Regions from separate parts of the Mus musculus genome. Here region 1 is linked to region 2. Evidence: chromatin loops called from intact Hi-C (ENCODE). Cell type or tissue: gastrocnemius. All regions are shown on one strand. Links, peaks and the distances in the headings refer to the core of each region. The heading gives the core; the rest is flanking DNA.

Region 1 (8,019 bases), core at 1,130-6,129, 910 kb before region 2:
TGAGGCTCAGGCCAAGGAGACGGGACTCCTAGTCTATTCCTCTCAGGCAAGGGCACATAACCCCCTCATCCCCACAGCTTCCAGCCCACAGCCTCACGGTTATCCTTAAAAGGCAGGAGTTGACTTTTCCAGATAACAGTGAACGACCAACAGGTTCCCTCACTGTGATGGTGCACTGAAGAGCGAAGCTACCTGGTAATAAAACGGATGACTCTCCTTCTCAGATACCAGGCAGCAGGACAGGCTGCTGGCTTGTGCTTTCAGCCACCTAACGGAAGGTAGGTGGTACGTTTTCAGGCTCTCCCCAGTGGGGTACTACATCGATGTGTTATTTTGAACCTTAGCCAAGGGTGAAAGCAACCGACTCTGGCTCTGGACAAAGCAACAGCTGAATCTGGATGGGCCTTACAGAACTGAGCCGCAGGTGGCTTGTGCCCTGTGCAACGGCTTTACATGTGTTTCAGCATTTGCACCTTAGGACCGTGAGTGTCTGAGCGGTGTCTTTACCCAGGTCTTGTCATTGAGCAGCAGTAACTCTGCCTGTCTCTCTCACACAGGTACTAGAGGCAGGGGTGGAGTGGAGGGACTCAAGTTACTGTGTTCACAGGACTTCACCCCTGTACACTCCAGTAACCCCAGACTGTGTGTCAACCACAGGTGAATAGCAACCTAATCTATTTTTCTAATTTTTAATTCTTTGAATTTCACATCATGCGTCCCATTCCCACTCATCTCCCTGTCCCTGCATAGTCACCATGTGCCCTTGCAACCTTCCCCACAAAAGAATATAAGATAGATTTTAAAAAAATAAATAAAACAAAAAATCATGGAAGCTTTAGTGTGTCACAGCATGCCCTTTTGTCCACACTTCTTCATGTGCAAATGTTCACTGCCATGAGTCTGTTTCAAGGCCTCTGGGTCCTGCTACACCATTAATGCTGGGTCCTCACCTGGACTCTGGTACGTCCCGTTGTTGCCCTGTGTCATGGAGATACTGTAGCGTTGGGCCTACAGGACTGGCCCCTTCACAAGCTCCACCTAGATATTGTGGTTGGCCAACTCGGAGCCCTGAGTTGGTCAGCCTGGCCACTCTCCTGCCCCTGCACCACCAGGGTGAACTGTCCAGCATCGCCCCAGCTAGCATCGCCCCAGCTAGCACACCCAGTGCTGCAGATGCCAAGAGAGAGGGTCAGCTCTTCTGCTCTCATGCCCTGGGGACTGGCTCACCAGCACCTTCATCACTAGGGTCAGCTCTACTGTGCTGCCCAGGCAAGGTGCAGGGCCTCTCCCAAGTGCTGCAGCCAGTGAGGGGTGGGAGCACACATCTCTCCCCCACCCCAACCCCAACCCCCACCCCATGGCAATGAGGTGGGTGGCCAGGCCAGCTCTCCTGTACTCATACCCTGGGGCCAGATCACCTGAGCTTCCCACCCTACCCTACCCCCAACATCAAAGGGAATTGTGCTGCCTGGGTGAGGGGCAGAGCCAATTCTCCTGGGTGTGGTGGCCAGGTCAGCACAGTGCCTCAGTCAACAGTCCAGACCAGCGTCATCTGCATGGCCTTTGATTGGTAACATGGGCCTGGGACATCAAAACAGACCCCGATTGTGACAGGACCAAAGATCCACCCCACCCACCCAGCATCCTGGGCTGGGATGTCCCCATGGCCTCAGGTGGTGGCAGCACAGGCCACTTGCTCCACATGGGTTCCCCACTCCCCCTAGCAGTGTGGCCCTCAGACATCCAGTTGTCCCTTGGTAGTAACTTGGGCCACAGACCCAGGATGGCTCTTGGCAGCAGCCTGAGCCAGGACCTCACCATGGCTTCTTCAGGCCGCCTGCTCCTCACCATGATCAGATCACCATTTCCACCTTTCTCTACAGCCTTCCTTCCTTCCTCTTCCATCTCTCCACTGAGTACTTCATCTTTCCCATCTCTCTGTCACACATGTATGCTTCATACTGGCTCCCTTGGTGTGTACTTGGGTGTCTTTCGGCCTCCCTCCCCAGCCAAGTGTGGCCGAGATGGGTGCTTGGGTCTTTCTTTGGGCTGCTGGGCCCAGCATGGCTGGGGCAGGCGCTTGGGTCCAACTTAATAATCTTTATAGTGTACATATTACCATCTAAAATGCTTGCTAGTCAGGGGTAGCTCACAGCTGCAATTCTAACACTTAGGAGGCTGAGGCAAAAGTATTTCTCTTAAGTTCAAGGCTAGCCTGGGAGAACTAGAGGTTTCCAGCCTCATCTGTTTAAGATGTGACCATATCTCAAAATTTTAAAATACATTTCCTGATTAACTGCAGTGCTTTTATACTTTAAAAGTGACGACCTTTCATTTTATACACAGAGACCTTCCCAACCTATAATCCTGTCCTTCCAGCCACCGGGAAGCACAGATTAAGCCCTTGCAACTATATTTTGTGCCCTGCACTTTCTCTGTAACTTTTATCTCAGTGGAGCCAAGGGTTCTCCTGAAGGGCAGAGGAGCTCATTCCGCAGACCTCATGGGGTTTGAAAATAAAGATACTTTCAGAAATGTTTAAGAATTCTAGCCCCAGTCTGGAGAGATGGCTCAGCGGTTAAGAGCGCCGACTGCTCTTCTGAAGGTCGTGAGTTCAAATCCCAGCAACCACATGGTGACTTACAACCATCTGTAATGAGATTTGATGCCCTCTTCTGGGATGTCTGAACTCAGCTACAGTGAGTGAGCAGGGTCTGAGAGGGGGAAAAAAAAGAAGACAGCTACAGTGTACTTACATATAATAAATAAATAAATCTTAAAAAAAAAAAAAAAAAAGAATTCTAAGCCCACGCTAAAGACTGACTAACCCTAACAACTGCATTCAGTCCCTGAGAAGCACACGGCGGAAGAAGAAAGCCAGTTCCCGAACGCTGCCCTCTGATCTCCATTTGTGCACTGTGGCATGTGTCTTCCTAACATGTAAACACAGCCAACTTTTTAAAAATTAAGGAATCGCAGCTCAGCTTACCATTTCTGGTGATCAGTTTCTAGGTTTCATACATTTCATCACTATTAAGCTCCCTGTCACTCACCTGTGCTCTAAAATGACTTCCTGACTCAATACGCGATGAGCTTGGTAAGCTGCCTGCAAGCCAAAGCTAGCCACACACTGAGAACAGTTTAAAGCGTAAAGAGAGGGGGAAATCACATGACCTACAAAGATTTTAAAACGACAACAACCAACCCAGTTCCTGTGCTGTGCTGTGCTGTGCTGTGCTGTGCTGTGCTGTGCTGTGCTGTGCTGTGCTGTGCTGTGGGAAGGTCTGTGAATCCTGATGCCAGGATCGGGTGACCAGAGTAGTGACAGTGTAATAGCTCCCTCCAGGCACAACCCCATGTTTAAACTCCAGACAAACGTTCTGTACGGGCTAGAGTGGAGGAGGAAGATAGAACGTTGGGTAGGTAGATGAATACCACCACACACACCAAAACCAAGGGGAAGTGGAGCTCATGGACAAGGCAGCCCACCCAGAGATGCTGAACTAAAAGGGAGGAGATGGCCACGTTCCCATGGTGGGGGCAGACACTGTTGTGCAGGGAGCGAGGGCTTCCGGGGGTAAGCCCCTTACCTATGTGAATAAACACAGAGTGCAAGGCAAGCATTAGCTACTACTCAGAAAAGATCCCAGAAGAAAGATTCTTAAGAGAACCCAACTCTGCAGATCAATTTAAACATTAAACACAACTATAGAGTGCCTACAAGAAGTGCGCATTTAAAACAGGATGAAAGCGATTGGATGTGAGAAGACAGACCATGTGAACAGCAGTGTACCAGCTAAATAGACCACAGGGTGATATTGCCGGAAATGATGGTTCATCAGGGAGATACAATCACGGCCATGTATCAACAGTGCTGAGGGGCAACTATAGAGCTGGAGATTCGATGACTAATTACAAAAACAACCAAAGCAGTGAATTTATAAATGAGCCAAAAAGAACTCTACAGCTGTGACCCAGGCCGCAACTCTTAGACACAGTTCTCTAGCTGCAGATGACATAGTCTTCAACTAGAGCATGTCGTGTTTTTATCTGAAGACTGTGTGCCACACAATCTTACTATATCTGAGATTATCCACACAACATTCACCGGGGTGGAATTAAATTCAAATTTTATAAACCTGTACTTTAAAAGCCTACAAATATTCATAGAAATTAAGCATGCTAATAAAAATAACTTGTGGGTTAAAAAGACATTCCCCAGTGAACTAAAAACTTATTCTGAACTGGAGCTGGGGAGGTAGTTTAGTCTGTAAAGTGCTTGCTATGCAAACATGAGAACATAACTGTGTCCCCAGAGACCATGGGGATATGACAGCTTGTATTGGTAATCTCAGCATGAGGGAGGTGGAAACAGGAGATCCATGGGGCTAAATGGCCAGACAGCCCTACTAATTGAGCCCCAAGGCCCGGTGAGAGACACTGACTCAAAAACAAACAAGCAAACAAACAAACAAAACAAGTTGATAGCTCCAAATGAACAACACAAATTTGATCTCTGCCCTCTCTATGTATATGCACACACACACACACACATATATACATACATGCACAGAAGTATTCACAATGACAAGAGGCTAGGACAGGCTGGGACAATGCAGTGAGACTCCATCTCAAAGGGTTAAGGAAGACAAATTATCATATAAAACGGAGGCCTAAAATGAACCCAAAGTTTTACCTCCAGAAACTATAAAAAGAACAAAAGTAAAACCTAAGAAGAAAAACAAAAGTAACAAGAAGAGAAATAAACTGAGAGGAAACTCAGCCTGAGGCTGTGAGGGCAGATCAGCGACAGCAGGCGGTGGCTCACCTTTCACTGGACTGACAGATAAGGGGACAGCCTGTCCCTCTCAGGAGTGAAAGAGCAGGTGTCACTACAGAGCCCACAGCCCTTAAAATATCAGTCATCTACAAAAGGAGGGACTGCAGATGCTGAAGGGACAGAAGACAAGGAAGGGGAACGCTGGGAAAATATTAGGAAGTGCTTTATGTCAGAGCAATGACTATGGATCAGAACTCATTCGGTAAGAGACAACCTGATCTTAAATTGAATCCCAGGCCGGAGAGTCTGCTCAGTGGGTAAGATCATTTGTTGCTCTTGCAGAGGACCCAGGCTCGATTCTCAGCACCCATCTAGTAGCTCACCCATCTGTAACTCAAGTCCCAAAGGGTCCAAAGCCCTCTTCTGACCTTTGAGGACACCAGGCACACATATGCACATATATAGAGACATGAAACACACACACTCTTGAATCATTTTAAGAAAAACTGGCCGGGCAGTGGTGGCGCATGTCTTTAATCCCAGCACTTGGGAGGCAGAGGCAGGCGGATTTCTGAGTTCAAGGCCAGCCTAGTCTACAGAGTGAGTTCCAGGACAGCCAGGGCTACACAGAGAAACCTTGTCTTGAAAAAACAAAAAACGGAAGGAAGGAAGGAAGGAAGGAAGGAAGGAAGGAAGGAAGGAAGGAAGGAAGGAAGGAAGGAAGGAAGGAAGGAAGGAAAACTGGGGGCTGGAGAGATGGCTCAGCAGTTAAAAGCACTGACTGCTCTTCCAAAGGTCCTGAGTTCAAATCCCAGCAACCACATGGTAGCTCACAACCACCCATAATGAGATCTGATGCCCTCTTCTGGTGTGTCTGAAGACAGCTACAAGTGTTCTTACATATAATAATAAATAAATCTTATTTCCCAGCAACTACATGATGGCTCACAACCATCTGCACAACTACAGTATACTCATATACATAAAATAAATAAATCTTTTTAAAAAAAGAAAAGAAAGAAAAACTGAATTTAGAGTCAGCAAGATGGCTCAATATGTAAAAGTGCTTGCTTCTGGGGGGGTGGGTATGGGGGACCTTTGGGATAGCATTGAAAATGTAAACGAGGAAAATACCTAATTAAAAAAAAAAGTGCTTGCTTCACATGCCTGATGATTCTAAATTCAACTCCCAGAACCTCTATCAAGCCAGACACCATGCTCATATCTGTGATCCCAGCATTCCTAAGGCAGGAAAATTTCAGAGTAGCTGAAACAACAAACCCTGCTTCAAACAGGGTCTAGCCAATCAGTGAGCTTCAGTGAGAGACCCCGACTCAGAAGACAAAACAAAAAGCAATGGGGGACAATATCAAGGTCAACTTTGAGCCTCCATACCAACGTGTGTGTGTGTGTGTGTGTGTGTGTGTGTGTGTGTGTGTGTGTGTGTGTGTGTGTGTGTTTCCTTAGTTCTGTTGAGATATAAGAGAAAAAAGGATAACCTTTTCCAAAGTGTTTGTTTGGAGGCAGGATCTCACTGCACTCACAGAGATCCACCTGCCTCTGCCTCCCAGTGTCTAGGATTAAAAGGGTATACACCACCACACCAGATTTCATACAGGGACTACACCTAAATGGTGTACATGGCAATAAAGGGGATGGTGGTAACTCAAGCAAAGGGTTATGAAAAAGCCACATGGAAAGTTATTATCTTGTATCAAATAAAGATAGAATTATTGCTGGGTGTAGTGGCGCATGCCTTCAATCCCAGCAGAAGCAGGGGTAGACGGATCCATGTACTGGAGGCCAGCCTGGTCAACATGAGTTGCAGCCAGCCAGGACTACAGAATAAAACCCTGTCTTTAACGCAGAGACTGTTAGAAGGAAGATGTGCTACATAGCTAGCTAGGACTGCTCCTAGAGCTAGTTACCAGTTGATGGTCAGGGAGACCTCAGAGGCCCCTAAACTAATACAAGCTCTTGACACCCCTCATGGCTGCCCATGGTAAGACCCTAGTGCTGAAGACACCACACACTTTGGTTATAAGAGCTACAGAAATCAAGCCAAGGGCTGGAGAGATAGCTCAGTGGTTATGAACACTGACTGCTCTTGCAGAGGTCCTGAGTTCAAATCCCAGCAACTACATGGTAGCTCACAACCACCCATAATGAGATCTGATGCCCTCTTCTGGTGTGTCTGAAGACAACTACAGTGTACTCATATACTAGATAGATAGATAGATAGATAGATAGATAGATAGATAGATAGATAGATAGATAGAAAAGAAAAGAAAAGAAAAGAAAAGAAAAGAAAAGAAAAGAAAAGAAAAGAAAAGAAAAGAAAAGAAAAGAAAAGAAAAGAAAAGAAAAGAAAACTCAAGCCAAACCTGCTCTGGAACTTGCTCTCTGCTGGCTCGCTTTCATAGTTCTGGAAAACACTTTGTGGGCTGCTACAGGAGGAAAGCATCAAGATCTTAAGAGCTGTTAACTCTGTAAACCAATACCAACCTGCCACGTGAGCCGTGCCCATATATGCAGCAGTGGAATGACTTGCTATGGGGGTAACCAGCTGCTCTATGATTGGATCTGATTCTTGATCCATGGGAGAAAAACCTATGGCTGGTACAGTAAACCTGGTCAAAAACATAGCTGGGAGAGTCCTAGACCCTAGGGCGTAACTTACTATTGCTGCTATAGTTAGGTTGATGCGGTATCAAACTGCCTTCCAAAGAGCCACACAGGGACCCACAGACAAATGCTATTAAGACAAAAGCCTCAATCAGAGCCTCTCTCTATGAATGACAAGCACTAAAACATAGCTATAGCTGATAAAGGTGTTGAGAGTGACACTTATAGTACATACTCTTAAGGCTCAGTGCACATGACAGAAGGGCAGAAAGACAGAGAGAAAGGCTACAAAATGACAGCCATCATAGCCATGAACTCATCCGCTAACGACCTGGCCTGGCCTGCACAAGACTGGCCACATCCACATCAACCATGGATGGGGGAAGAAGGGCTCATGGGACCCTACCCATCTCTGTTAAACTACCGGCTACTCGGAGATTCTAGAAGAGGAGTCACTATCCAATTGTGTACTCGCTGATGAGCCATGGGGCTCCAGAGGGTAGTGTCATACCCATCCATGGTCACACAGACAGCCCTGGTTAACTCATCTGGGTCACAAAACCAAACAAGGCATGGGGTGTTGCTGCAGACCCTCTGGGTCCCTTTGTCTGCGT
Region 2 (8,019 bases), core at 2,000-6,999:
CAGTGGTGAGGACGGTCAGTGCTAGACTGTGATGACCTCACATACACATAGACACATCACACAGATACACACATACAGACATACACACATGCACACACACATAAACATATATACACATGCACACACACATACATGCACACACATACACAGAAGCACACAATACATACATATATACACACATACACACACAACACACACACATATACATACAATACACATATACACAACACAACATAAACACATGTACATACAACACACACATACACATATATACATACAATACACATACACACACAACATACACACATACACACACACAACACATACATACACACATGCACATACACACACAAACACACATATACACACAACACATACACACATGCACACACATACAACACACACATATACATATGCACACACAGATACACACACAAACATAAATGCACACACACACACACACACACACACACACACACACACAGAGGGCACAACATAATTGAATACAGATGGAGTATTTGCAAGAGTTCAGAGTCCGTCAGACCACCCCGGATGCCAATTCTAACACCCAGGCCAGCTGTGTGTCCATGGAGACTGCCAAGCTATCCACCAGCGCCCATTACAAAGCAGTATGCTTTTTCCTCTTTCACAAATTAGCTCAGAGATGTGAGTCTTTTAGCCTTAAAGTTACTCCAGATGGACAGCAGGGCAACAAACCATGACGGTTTGGAGCTGATCTGTGTGGCTCCTGAACCAGTTGATGGCTCTTTTCACCTTTGTGCAGTTAGCTCCTTGCTTTTGACCCCAGTCTCCTTTCTAAGCCCAGAGTTCTGGGGATGGAGGGCGTAGCCTGCTGCCTCACGAATAAACAAACTTTGCCAAGGCAAGCTTTTCTTTACCAAGGCAGATCGGTTCTCAGCCTTTGGGCCAAAATCAAATGTCAATCACAGGACTGTGTTTTTGTTTGACTAATTTATTTTTATTTTATACATGTAGGCAAAGCAGCCCACATGTAGGACTGTTCACCATGTGTGTGCTTTGTGCATGCAGAGGACAGAAGAGGGCATCAAATCTGAACTGGAGTTACAGAGTTACAGAGTCACCATGTGGGTGCTAGGAATCAAACCCCGGTGCTCTGGAAGAGCAGCCATCATTCTTAACTGCTGAACTGTCTCTCCAGCCCCGTAGGCTGAGTTTTTGCAGCCTTCTTTCCTCCCTGCCTGCCCTTGCTCTGTGTTTCAGGATCCTCTCTCAGTTTTGGGTACTGGCTTGCTCAGGATCCTCTCTCAGTTTTGGGTACTGGCTTGCTCCTCTAGTACTGGGGAGAGGGTGGAGCCTGGCTCTGAGGGTCAAAGATGCACACCAAACACAAGCTTCTCACCGCCATCCACCATATCACCAAGCTTCCCACCGCCATCCACCATATCACCAAGTGGTACTGGAGCTCAGAGTTCTCCATCCTCAGGGAGCACTAGTGAGGAGCACGGGGACTCAGAGATGGAAATGACAGAACCAGAACTGGTGAACTCATGTGGGTTGCAGATGACTGTTATAGCCAGCCAGGCTACTTCTGGAGGCTCCGGGAGAGCTTTCCTTTCAAGCCCTGTCACAGGTGGCTGTTAATGGCTCACAAGTCAGTGGGAAACTCTGAGGTGGGCTTGTCACCAAGAGACTGGTGGCAGCTGTTTGCTCTTAGGCTTATGTGTCACAGAGGCCAGGTGCCAGCTTACATAAAAAGACATGGCTGGCTGGGAGGCCCGGCCAGCCACTGTCAGGCATGAACCCCACCTCCCCATCCACCATCAGCAGAAACAGCTCTGGGCTGCCGGAGCAGGGACCTGACACTGGGGTGCTGTCAGTCTGTCTTCTGGTTTAAATTCTATCCTCATCATCGTTCCCTCTCTCCACAAAACATCACATCACTGTTAGCTTTGAGTGGGGGACTGTGGATTTTTTTGCCAGCAGATGTAATTGAAGATTGGTGGGGCCTTGGAGGAGCCAGAAAACCCAGCCTCCCTTGGGGAAGGGCCTCTTTGGAAAGTGTATCCCCTCCCTCTAGGGGCTGAGGGGCCACCATGCCTTTCACACTCCAGTGAAAAAAAGCTCTACTCTGAAGATCCCAGAGGCCAAATATTTGCTTTTTCAATCTACCCTGACCTTTCCCATCATAGAAGATGGTGTCAGCCCTTTCTGGCTGCTGCGGAGCGGGGCATGCTGGGAACCAGTCATTTTCCCCCCTGGCAGCTCTGCCACCCCTCGAGGCCCTGGGGTGTCACAGGAAATCATTGGGGTTTCTGAAGAGATACCCTGAGGTTTGTGGAGGGAAGTTTTCCTGGAGTCTGGGGGAAGCAGGAAGATGGGAGAAGTCAGGAGTTCTGATTGCCTCAGATCTGTCCTGGGGACCTAAGACATGTCCATCCGCACTAGCTCTGGTCCTCACTCAGGCTTTCAGCCCCACCTCTGCCTCTTATCTTATCTGCAGTGAGATGGGTCAAAGCACTCTGAAAAGTGCAGCATCTTAGCATCATCTGCAAGGTTCAGGGCAGCCTGTGGCCCTGTGGACTACAGTCATATGTGTCCTCGGAAGTTTCAGAAAAGAGCCTGTCCCAGGGCTACAGAGAGGGGGAGAGAGATTCAGTGATGAAGCGGCTAGAAGCAGGGGCCCATGGGTGAGACTCCTCCCCACCTGCCAAGGGAACACGCCAGGGCTGGTTATAACTGCTCCGTTCACCCTGGTCAACCTTAGACCCTTCGAGGCTATGGGAAAGCATGGGCAGAAGGTGCCAGAGGCCAGAGGGAAGGGAACAGAAAAACATCAGTCTCTTCTGGACCGGAGGGCAGAGCCAGGGCTCTAGACCCTTTAGCTGGCAATGAGTGGTAACAGGTTGCTATTCTATTTTACTAGCTGCAGAATTCCAGGGACTCGATGCAAAATGAAAGAGGAGGGTGGGGAGAGTCCTTGTTTAAAACATTATGCATTTCAAGATTCCATCAGTGGCACCATCACAGGACCAAGTGTGGGTCCTGTGGGAGTACTGAATGAGCGGCACATGGGACCAGTCAGAGATTTGTCTGCCAGGCCCTTTCCTCTGGAATACCCAATCCTTGGACACCAGAGAGACAAACCACCACTGCACCAGTTGAAGCAGGCTTGACAAATGGGGCCTGATCTCCTGTCACAACTGTCACTTTTCATCAACCCCCACTCCCCCCGAAAGTAGAGCTTTGAAGCCCTGAACACCATCCCACGGGCCCTCTGAGGAAGTTAGAGGTGGTGGAAGTTCTCCTTCGGCTGCTAGGGGAGAGTTACCAAAAGGCACCAGAGCGAGTACCCCAAACCTCATGACCTGGAAGGGAGCTCTCCGGTACCCGGGAGGTACAGCTTGGAACCAAGAAGGGTTTTTACTTCCATTCCATGTCTGTCTGGCCCTCAGGGCTTGCTCAGTTGCTCTGTCCTCAAGTCAGAGGTCAGGGAGTGTCAGATAGTGGGGCTCCGACTGGTCTGATAGCGAGGGAAGGGGACAGAGTTGGTAAGAGAAGCAGCTTACACCTGGGGAGGGTCTGCGGGAGCCTCTGGGATGGGACCTCAGCTGTGATCCACAACCAAGCATCCTTCTGTGCTCACTGGGGAACTGGATCCGAATCTTCTCGGAACTTTAAATTTGTTTTAAGGGGTAGGAGAGCAATGGCGGTGAGGCCGGTTGCTGCAAGGGCCCTGTGTGATGGTTCACCCTTCCTCTCTTTCTCCGGACTTAGGGCTCTTCCTGTCCCCTTCCGACCCTACCCCATCCCTCCTCACTATCTCCTGAAGGATAGTTTTTTTAAAAAGTCAGGGGCCCTGACCTGTAATATCTATTATGGGGACTTTCAGCCCTCCTGCAGCCCAGGCATCAGGGTGCCCTGGCCCGGCCCTTGTCTTGGGAGGAAGGATGGATGTTCTCTATGCTCCCGGGGAGTCTGCTTACCTTTCATGGTCCCTTCTGCGCGGGCCTCTGCAGGGCCCCCGCGGCGCTCGAGTAGCCTTGGATGGAGCGGGAAGCCGGGGTCCTCCCCAGGCACCGACCGCGGCCCCTAAGTGCGGCCCGCGGGTCTGAGGCTTGGGTGGGGACACATGCGGCGCTGTGCCGCTGCTCGGGCGGCGAAGCAGGAGAAGGATCCCGGGGGTCGCAGGCTGGGGACACCACGCTGCCCGCCGGAGCCCGGCGAGCTGTGTTGCCCCGCGCCCCGCAGTCCTGGCCTCGCGCGCATCCCTCCCTCCGCCTCCCGCCCTCCCTCGTCGTCACCGCTTGGGCCCCGGCCCAGATCAACTTCCTTGATATTTTCAAAACTGCCGCTGCCAGGGCCCTTTGTGCCCCTGATGCGTGGGGCTGGGTGCGCGAGAGGGTTCCCCACCCCGGGGGAAAGCGTGGTTACAGTTGTGGTGGGCGGGGACCGGGACCCTGGATTTCAGTCCTGTATAGTTCCTTTGCCTGGCTATAAAGCAGAGAGACCGGGAGGAGCAAGAATTCTTGGGCATCAGCCTTCTGCCAACTGTTGGTTTTGCTCTGGTCTGTGCTCTCCACATCCGTACACCTCTGCACTGCAAGCCTCCTCTTAACCTGGTCGTCTCTAGTTGACAGGGCTTGCTTGCTATGGTTCTGCCACTGCTAAGTTCAGTAATGTTGAATTTCTTATCTGCAAGGGAGAACTGGGCCCTGAGCACTCCCAAATCCTGCTACATGTGGCTGGGCCACTGGTGTAAAGGACCCTAGAGGGAAAGCCGCCTCAGACTTGAAGTTGACTCTTGTCATAAAAACCCCCATAAAAGCTCCATTTTGTGTTAAGTGAGCATATGTTAACCACACATTCAGCGGTTGGTCGGTTGGTCACCTCCCAACTTCCAGATCCTGCCCCAAGTTCTGGGAGAAGGTGAGGAACACTTGTCGGTAAGGACCAGAAAGCCAGCAATTAAGCAACAGCACGGAGATGTGGCGGACATTATGATGGCAAAGGTCAGGACCTCCAGAGGGAGGACAACCCAGCCTGGTCTCCTGGCTGAAGATGGAGATTGGAGATGGTGGTAACATCAACAGCAACACTAAGGAAGCCAACTGGCAGAGGAGAGCTGGTTCCCACCCCCCTATTCCTCACACTCCCTATCCCCATCCCCCCCCCCCCCCACCTCCTGACCACCACCTGGGCATCCCTGACACGGGGAGAAATTGTGTTAGGTAAATGACCTCTTGGTCCAACATGTTTTGGGGTAGTTCCCTCAGCTTACTCCCATTCTTGGTGGGGCTGGATAGGGGTGTGAGCTTTTCTTTTCTTTTCTTTTCTTTTCTTTTCTTTTCTTTTCTTTTCTTTTCTTTTCTTTTCTTTTTCCTTTCCTTTCCTTTCCTTTCCTTTCCTTTCCTTTTCTTTTCTTTTCTTTTCTTTTCTAAAAAAGCTCTATTTCTAACATGTGTCCTGTTGCTGTTCTTTATTGCCTCAGGACTCACACCCACCCCTGTAACACTGATTGCTAACAGCCCTGCTGTCTACTCCTTCCCTGCATGTCTTCCTCAGTTAAGACTGGACTAATGCTGGGCGTGGTGGCTCACGCCTTTAATCCCAGAGTTGAGAGGCAGAGGCAGGCGGATCTCTGAGTTCGAGGCCAGCCTGGTTTACAAAGTGAGTTCCAGGACAGCCAGGGCTATACAGAGAAACCCTGTCTCAAGAAGAAGAAGAAAAAAGACTGGACTAAAGTGCTAAGGGTGGGGATTGGGTGGAGGAAGAGACTACTATTCAGCCAGCAGACCAGAGAGAGCTAAGCTCCTTTGCCTGCAGTCTGCTTGCCCTTGCCCTGGGAAGTTCACAGATTGTGAAGTGTGCACCCCAACTGTACTAGTAGAAACATACTACCGGAAGGGAGAGAGGCTAGGACACTAAGTCTGCCACACGAGTCAGGGTTTCTGAGAATCATAGCCTGTATCAGGGGCACTTCTTTGGAGGCACCAATTAGACATTCCTATCCATCCATCCATCCATCCATCTATCCATCCATCCATCCATCCATCCTTCCTTCCATCCGAAGAGACTCGTCTTGGTGGTTGCCCGTTTATTCACTTGTTTGACCCTCTGTATTAGTTACTTTCCTTGTTGCTGTGATGAAATAGGGATAAAACACCTTAAGGAAAAGGGGGTTTGTTTGGGCTCCTGGGTTGAGCATACAGTCTATCACAGAGGGGTCAAGAGCAGTGGCTTCTCCGGCTGTGGCCACTGGAAGGTGAGGCATTGGTTGTTGGAGGTATCACATCACATGTAAGCATTGTGTCTGCGATCAAGAAGCAGGGAGAGCCAGATGCGGACGCTCAGCTCAGCTTCTCTTTCTTTCCCTTTTTGTTCCATCCAGGATCCCGGGCCCTGGGATGATGCCAGCCATACTTGGGGTTGGTTCTTCTGACCTCAGTTAAACCTCTACAGAAGCACCCTTATAGACACCCACAGAAGTTTGATTCCCTGGTGATTCTAGGTCCTGTCGAGTTGACCAGATAGACTACACACTCTCTTAGCAATCCTGTGAAGTAAATACCACCATTGTCTTCATGGAAAGGCTTGCTAGTAAGGCGGAATGGTGGGACTTGAACCTGGGCAGGCTAAATCCAATACTTGTTAAAGCATGATGGAAAGTGCTTAGATATTTGTGGACACAGTGAGTTTTAAAAGGAGCTCTTCATTTTAATCCATGTTTTCTGTAGCTGGTGGGCAGATGGCCTCACCCTTGCACGAGGGAGCAGGGAACCTCTCCCAGTGCCTTTCTGGGTCTGAGGATATTTACATCAAGGCCCCTGGGGATGATGAAAGCACAGAAGCCAGAGAAGAGGCTTGCAGCAACTAGAGAGGGGAGGGGGAACTGTTTGGTACCATTTTCATTCTAGCTATGGAAGGCTGAGGATGGCTGTGCGTGTGCACACAGGCCATACCTACATTGAAAGTCAAAGGAGATGGCTAAAGGCAAATTCATCTCCAGGGAGAAATATGACCATAATGGTAGATGTGCCAGGGATTTATGAAAGCCCAGTGCCCCTGAGAAGTACTGCCAAACCTCTGCTTTCAAGCCTTTTAGTGAGTTCCACGGGCTCCAGATTTCTTTTGCTTGAGGCAAAACTCTATCCTCAGTTTTCCTCCGAGCTTCTGTGATCCTCTGCCGCCTCTGGTTCACTGAGACCCCAGTGCTCACCCCTCTCTTGCACACTCACACCCTACATGGGGAAAGGCCCTCAGGCAGCATTTCCACTTTGCCTGCTACCTGACAACGAAGCCTCACAGGTCCTCGCAGTCTCTCCCTTCCTCCTGATTACCAAAGGGAGCAGTGTTGCCACATCTACAGCCTCTTCAACTTGTGCAAGGGACACTGTCAATGGATGCTACTCAGAGCTCTGCAGAGAACCAATAGGACGCACATCTAGCTGCCCTGCTTCATGCTCAGGGAATGGGTCTCCAGGGCTGCTGTGGATGCCTGAAACCAGAGACAACACAAACCACAGATATACTATGTTTGTTCCTAAACATAGACTAAGGTAAAGCTTAACTTATGAGTTAGACATAGTAAGAGACTAACAATAAGTACAGAAAGTGGAACAAATGTAAAAATACTGTATGTAAAGTTATGTGAATGTGGCCAGTTCCACTCAAGGTACCTGATCACACTGTGTATGCACTAATGGGTATGTAAGATCCACGCCATGGATGTGCTGAACAAAGACCTGGTCCACGCCATGGATGTACTCTACAAAGACCTGAGGATGTAAAAATGTCATCAAGATCACTAGTCTGTTAACTAAAAGCAAATAACAATAAGAGTTTAAGATGCTTGCAGGCATATTACATACCTCGACAGGAGAAGAGATTATAAAAACGTAATTATCTCCAAGATAAAGTGTAGACTAAATGCAATTACAATTACCTCTTTTTCAACTGGGCAATGTCATTTTAAAATTCATACAACAATTCCACATGCAAGAATTGAAAAATCTTTTAAAGGAAAAAAAAATCTATGTA

The links. Hi-C counts contacts between places; a loop is a spot of excess contacts. Peaks named below come from ENCODE experiments on the same cell type or tissue, not always from the same donor. Only the 100,000 strongest peaks of a DNase experiment are listed, where the experiment ranks them.
Region 1: it touches region 2 in a loop (6-fold over the local background); 2 of 42 quality-filtered maps call a loop at or near these places.

What each region holds. Positions count from the first base shown.
Region 1 is chr14:65,041,531-65,049,549 of GRCm38, forward strand. It overlaps Gm52118 (a long non-coding RNA gene), which reads right to left and starts at 5,152. Exons shown (of 4, transcript XR_003951141.1): 1 at 3,054-5,152. In gastrocnemius, for the core only: no CTCF peak of the experiment used is centred there; no DNase peak of the experiment used is centred there.
Region 2 is chr14:65,949,531-65,957,549 of GRCm38, forward strand. Scara3 (scavenger receptor class A, member 3) reads right to left here and starts at 4,214. Exons shown (of 6, transcript NM_172604.3): 1 at 3,966-4,214. The coding sequence starts at 3,972. In gastrocnemius, for the core only: no CTCF peak of the experiment used is centred there; a DNase peak (open chromatin) is centred at 4,281; H3K4me3 peaks cover 2,732 bases; H3K27ac peaks cover 2,632 bases.